2 separate regions of the Homo sapiens genome follow, and region 2 is linked to region 1. A link is a contact called in ENCODE Hi-C or POLR2A ChIA-PET data. All regions are on one chromosome and are shown on one strand. The core of a region is the stretch at or near the end of the contact, and the rest is flanking DNA. Distances in the headings are between cores, read along the strand shown. Region 1 holds the start of CTIF (cap binding complex dependent translation initiation factor). Region 2 holds the start of ZBTB7C-AS1 (ZBTB7C antisense RNA 1).

What was found. A loop is a pair of places that touch in the nucleus more often than their neighbours do. ChIA-PET counts read pairs that join two places held with the same protein, here RNA polymerase II (POLR2A). Pooled maps may share reads with other maps.
Region 2: a loop to region 1 is called in a map of sigmoid colon, with 5 times the contacts of the local background. The contact joins the promoter of ZBTB7C-AS1 here to the promoter of CTIF in region 1. A Hi-C loop is called at or near these places in 4 of 168 maps with a recorded cell type or tissue (CD8-positive, alpha-beta T cell, ascending aorta, gastrocnemius medialis and 1 more) and 14 of 50 pooled maps. POLR2A ChIA-PET finds 5 or more read pairs at or near these places in 1 of 52 experiments (WTC11).

What each region holds. Positions count from the first base shown.
Region 1 is chr18:48,537,781-48,540,743 of GRCh38, forward strand. CTIF (cap binding complex dependent translation initiation factor) reads left to right here and starts at 1,251. Exons shown (of 12, transcript NM_014772.3): 1 at 1,251-1,532. RefSeq lists silencers at 1,357-1,436, 1,937-2,296, 2,727-2,816.
Region 2 is chr18:48,161,171-48,164,127 of GRCh38, forward strand. ZBTB7C-AS1 (ZBTB7C antisense RNA 1) reads left to right here and starts at 1,546. Exons shown (of 5, transcript XR_001753437.2): 1 at 1,546-1,710. All of the region lies in intron 3 of ZBTB7C (zinc finger and BTB domain containing 7C), which reads right to left. RefSeq lists a silencer at 466-665.

The DNA of each region.
Region 1 (2,963 bases), core at 1-2,500:
AAAAAAAAAAAATTGGCCAGGTGTGGTGGCGGGCGCCTGAAGTCCCAGCTACTTGGGAGGCTGAGGCAGGAGAATGGCATGAACCAGGGAGGCAGAGCTTGCAGTGAGCCAAGATCACGCCACTGCACTCCAGCCAGGGCAACAAAGAGAGACTCAGTCTCCAAAAAAAAAAAAAAAGAAAAAAAAACTTAGAAATTCTTTGCTCAAGTATCACTTCCTCCAGGAAGTCTTCCTGACCCTCTCCCAGACCCCACCCACCCTCCATCCAGTTGGCTGCTCCAGGTTGTGTGGTGGGGGGAATTTCACAGCACTTTGTGTTAAGCGCTGACTTATCCCTTGTATAATACTTTCATTGACTGTAGTCCCTAATACTGGACTGAGCTCCTTGAGCGCAGAGACTGTGAGTCTTACCTGTTTTGGCATTCCTAGACACACCTGGTCTGTGGAAAGTGCTCACTAAATGTGAATATAAACTAATGAATAAATGGGTTTCTACAGCAGTTTATACTGCATCACACAGTTCCTCTAATGAATTTCTAGCCCCCTTCCCTGTTGGGGCATACAGTATTTTATTCAGTATTTCTCCTGAAGGCCTCTCTGTGCCAAGCTCAGTTTTAACCAAAACATTGGTGATCTGGTTAAGTCATTACTGAATTATCCACTACGTTGAATTCTCCCAACCACCCCGTCCCAGCCCTTAGCTTGGCCGAAGGAAAATTAATTGGTTGCAAAGTGCGTATCTAATTACAACAGCCAGCCCCCGACACAGAGATGCTCAAATGTTAATTATAACATATGCATCTCAATAACCGACGGTGGCATTTAGTGCAGCATTAATCACGCCACTTGGGCCCCCCAGTGCATACACAAAGCTCCTTTTCATCTGCCATTAGCACAGACTTTGCACTTTCGGCACGGACGTTCTCATCCTTAAAGCCTTTCGGACTCTAAAACCAACGTTTCCCTGTAAGCCTGGACTGCGCCTAAGCCCCCAGTTCTCCCACCGCAGAGGCCCCCACCCAGGGCTGCGCCAGCGCCGTGGGGTCGCTGGGCGGCGGGTTTTGGCGTCGCTAGACTGGGCTGTCTTGGCAGCTAAGGCGACATCCCGAGCGTCCTGGGGCCACCCTGCTCTCCAGGGCCCGCCATCCTGGAAAAGAAAGGCGAACTACATTACCCAGCAGGCCTCCAGCCGCCCTCTTTCCTTTCAAGTCTTTGCACGTGGCCGGAGGGGAGGGCGGGGCCTGAACGTCACTCTCCTACATTCTCTTTCCCTGTGTCAGATCAGGGATCATTTTTTTTCCTTCCTCTACTCCCTCCCCCCTACCCGCCCCTCCCTCCCTGTTTCCCTTCCCTCCCTCCCTCCCCTCTCTGCTGGGTCTGTGCGCTGGGGCGCCCGATCCCCTCCGCAGCTGGGACGCTCCGAACTCGAGGCAGGAGTCGGCTCTCCGGAGCCTCGTCCCTCCCTTCCCCTTCCCTGCCCCCTTCCCCCACCCCCGACTCGGGCTTGGCGCGGCGGCCAGAGGAACCCCGAGGTGAGCATCTCCTCGCCCGTCCTCCTCTTATAGTCATCTCAGCTTGCTGATCGATTCGGGGACCCGGGAGGAGGGCTGCGTGACGTGGGCGTGCTTATAGATAAATCCGGGAAAACCGCCCCAAACAATCAGCCCCCTTCCCCCCATCCCTGCTCCTGGGCCAGCGGGGTGTCCGCACCCATCTACCATCCCCTCCTCCCCCTCGGTGGGGAACTGCACTCCACAGTGTCGCCCCCTCCCTGGGTTTGTCCCATTCCCTGCCGGGTTCCCCGCCCCGCGGGGTGTCGTGGCCCTGGAGCTCCGGCGCCAAGGGGGGCTCTTGGGGGACGCACGGCTGGAGCCCGGCTCGCTTTGGAGCTGCGCGGTGTAGCCGCTGTCATGTGCCGGGTTCCGACCTGGGAGGAGGAAAAGAGCGAGCGCGATTCCTCTCCCTTTTGTTTTGAAGCCCGCATTTGCTGCATCGAGCAGTTGGTTTAGTATCAGCCAAACTTGCAGCTGTTCAGACCGCGCTCCGCCGAGGTAGGGAGCCCGTCTCGGGGTGGCGTTTGGGGGCCGGGGGCTGCGGCACTCGGGGCTGCGGGAGGGACCCCGAGAGTGTGTCGCCACGCCGCCCCTCCCTTCCCCGGTGACTGATTGTGTCTGTGGCAGCGGGCGTGTGTGAGTGTGCGCGCCCGTCCCCGCGGGCTCGGGGATGTCTGTGGATGGCTGTCGTCTAGACAGGGCGCAGCCCCCTCCCTGCGTCCCCGGTGAGCCCGCGGGCCGCGGGGGGAGCGGGGGATGGGAGCAGAGGAAGAAACCAAATCGGTGGACCCGTTGCGGTCTCCCCTTTGGTTATTCCCAACGGTTGTGGTTCTGTTGGCTTTTTTTATTATTCCTGTCGCTGCGGTGCAATCGGGCCTGGGGAATAGATACGCCCGGCGGAGAGGGGTTCACTTGACAGGCTCTGAAAAGCCACCTCTGGGTGGCGAGTGACCCGAGAGGCCGTGGGGTGGGCTCCGGCTCGGGTTCATCAGGACGACGAGCAGGTAACTGTCCCGGGCGCCGGTCATGGGGGAGGGCGGGCGGGGGGGCGATGGCTTGGGCTGCGGCGAAGGTCTGGGGCCTCGGAGGGCCGCGTGCCGGTGCCTGGATGTGGCCGGAGGGGGCGTCCGGGACACCGCGCGCCTGAGCCGAGTGTTTCTCTATTGATGGTAAAAGACAATCGGGAGGGGGGTGGTCCGAGCCCGTTATCTGGGCGGCGTTGGCTCTGTTTGGTTCCGCGGAGTTTTCAGGGTTGGGGCTGGGGGGTGTGAGCACCGCGGGGTGTGCGGCGTGTAGAGGGGAGGGCTGACTGGCGGCGCCGCGTGCGTCTCCACCCCGAGGAGTGAGGCGTCGCCTCCCCCGCCCGGCTGTTTGTGTGTACACACGGCTCCGGTGTGTGTGGGGGGCGGG
Region 2 (2,957 bases), core at 296-2,795, 380 kb before region 1:
GGAGGGCCTCCTGGGCTGACTCAAGGTCTCCTTCACCAAGACCCAGAGGGCCTGGGGGACGGGGGCAGGGAAAGAGAAAGAGCACGTGCAAGATTTGAGTTCTCCAGGAGGGCTGGGAGTGGGAGAGTCCAGGGAAAGAGCTGGTGCCTCCCTTTGGCTAACCGATCCCTTGGAAGAGCCAGCTCAGAGAGGGGAGGAAGGGAGGGCGGGTCAGGAGACAGGGTGGGGCCGGGATGAGAGGAAACTGTAAAACCAACGGGGCGGATTCACGAAAAATTCCCGAGCGTGGTGAGGGTAGAGGGTGCTGGGCAGCACCCCAGTTCGCCGGGCCCACGCTCCTCCAGTTGCCCGGCCTGTTCAGACTGGTTCGCCCACCTTTCTCTCCCTGCCGGCCCCACTCGCCTGACCTCTGAGAAAGCAGAATCCGGGACATGAAGCAACCACAGCCGCTCCGCCCGGCCACAAGCGCCCCGGACTCCGTGCCTGCCCGCAGCCCCCTTCCTGCAGCGTTCACTCGGCTGCCCGGCCCGGCCCGGCCCGGGCGCCCCGCCCCAGCCCCGCCCCGCTCCGGAGGCCCCTCCTCTATCCCCGCCCCTTCCCGGGCGCCCCGCCCTCTCCCTCCACTCTGCGCCCCCGCGGCCTCTCTCTCCTCCTGCGGGAGCCATCGCCCTCCTCCCGGGCGCCCCTCCCCGCGGCCGCAGCCTGTTTCCCGGGCCTCTCCTCCGCATTCTCACATCGCTCCAGCTCGACCTCCCCACCCGCCCGCCTCCCCGGGAGGCCGCGGCCCGGCGCGGCACCGCCCCTGCCCACGGTTACCCGGTTACCGCCTGAGAGGCCGGCGCCTGCCCGGGCGGGCGGGACCCGCACTGACCCCGCAGGGGGCGAGGCGGGGCTGAGAGGGGCGAACGCAGAGCCAGACCCCCCGCCGCCGCAGGCCGCCCACCTCCAGGCAGGGCTTCGTGCCAGACCCGGCTGTAGTTATCAGCTGGGTGGAGGGCAGTGCCAGCTGCAGGCGTCCCCGAGGCGCAAACACCACCCCTGGCCCCAGCCTCCTTCCCTGCAGCCTTCTACCTTCTACCGGAAACAGAGCCACGGGGAGCTAAAGGAGGATCCAGCAACAGTGGAGGCAGGGACTCCACCTCAGAGGCAGGGCCGCACTGAAGCCCAGCTCACCTACCTGCTGGGTGACCTTGGGCAAGTGACTTCTCTATGCCTCAGTTGTTGCATCTGTAAAATTGAGATAGTAATAGTATTCACCTCACTGAGTGCTGCGGTTTGGTGCCTGGCACATAATAGGGACTTCATAGACAGTTGTTACTATTATTACCTCTTCCCCCACATTTGGGGTTTGGCAGAGGGATGTATTGGCTACATGGTCATTAAGGATCTGTTAAGCACCTCCTATGCACGAGGGAGATCACATGGTATGGTCCAAGAGTCTTGGAGTTAGATGTGGGGTTGAATCCTGGCCCTGTCACTTCATAGCTGTGTGTGACCTTGTAAAATTCTGTCTCCTCTCTGAGCTGAAGTTCCCCCACAGGAAAATAGGGACCGTAATGCCCATCTTCCGGGGCCAATGCTGGATTCAATGAGATAATGTACAGGGAGTGCCCAGGGCAGTTCTCAGCACACAATAGTGCCTCTCAGTAAATAAGAGACGCAGGATGGAGAGGACAGGCTCAGTTTCTGCTACAGAAGAGCTCTGGGCAGGTAAGACCTATGGGAGAAAAATGTCACTGAGGAGGATGAACGTTCATGCTCAGCATGCAGTCAGTAGGAAGGGCTGAGGGAGGGCAGGCCCTCCTGTCTAGGAGAATGAAACTGCTAAGGGTGGGATGTCAGGCACTGGTGGGGGATGTTTCCGAATGGGGCCCGTTGGTCCTCAGTGAAGCGGCAGCTACTGGGCCTGAGAAGGGATGTAGGGGCGCTGGAATGACTGATGTCAGCATCTGCTTTATTGGAGAGGCCCCAAAGATGGCTTGGCCATCTCTCTCCCATCCTGACAGGAGAAAAGAATGAAAAGGACAGTTGGAAAATGAGCCCTGAGCAAAATCTCCCCCCTTTATAATAACTGTGAATGTGGCTGGGCATGAGCATGGCCCTGGACAGTGGCTGTGTGACTCTGAAGCTGGGTTCCCTCATCTGTAAAATAGTGGGCTGGTCAGATGCTTTCTAGGCCCCTGAGCTCCTCCCTTCTTGAAAGCAACATTTGCTCTGATCCGTAGCAATGTGGGGGAGAAGCCACTCCTGGAGAGTGCAGGGCCCATCTTCAATCCCATCACCCATTCCATGAACTGGCTGGGAGCCCTCTTGGATGAAATGGAAATGGAGTGGGGCTTAACAGTGGGACAGGCTCCCCAAAGTAGCTCAGGAAGACCAGCTGTCCCACTGATTGTGTGATTCTGACAGCTGGAATCAGCCTTTCAAGCAGATGTCCAGCCCTCTTACAGACAAAGAAAGCCCAGAGAAGTGAAAGGACTTGCCCAAATTCATGTGTCTCTTGAGAGGCAGAGCTGCCTTTCAATCCACTGCACCATATTGCTTCAATTAGTTTCATTAAGAGGGACAACAAAAAAACCAGTAAGCTAGTGACCAAGGCCATCCAAAGTCTCTTTGAGTCCATTTCACGAATGCAAAATGGAAATGCCTTAGCTTCACTACCAGATAAGAAAGTGCTTTGGGAAGTGAGAAGAACACTCCAAACAGCCCAGGAGCTGCCATAAGCACTGTCTGGAGCTGGAGGGGGTTAACTAGGTGGACAGTTGGCGGAGGCTCCTGCCAGGTCAGAGGGGATTTGCCTTTGTGATCAGCACTGCAGGCTCCACGAAGAGTCCAAGGACAGTGGGCTCTGAGTACTAATATGCATTTTTATTCTGCAATAATTTTCATACTGAGTTCAAGAGGCACCAACTCCAAGTACATAAAACCAAATCAAATTAAATTAATTGATTTTATTG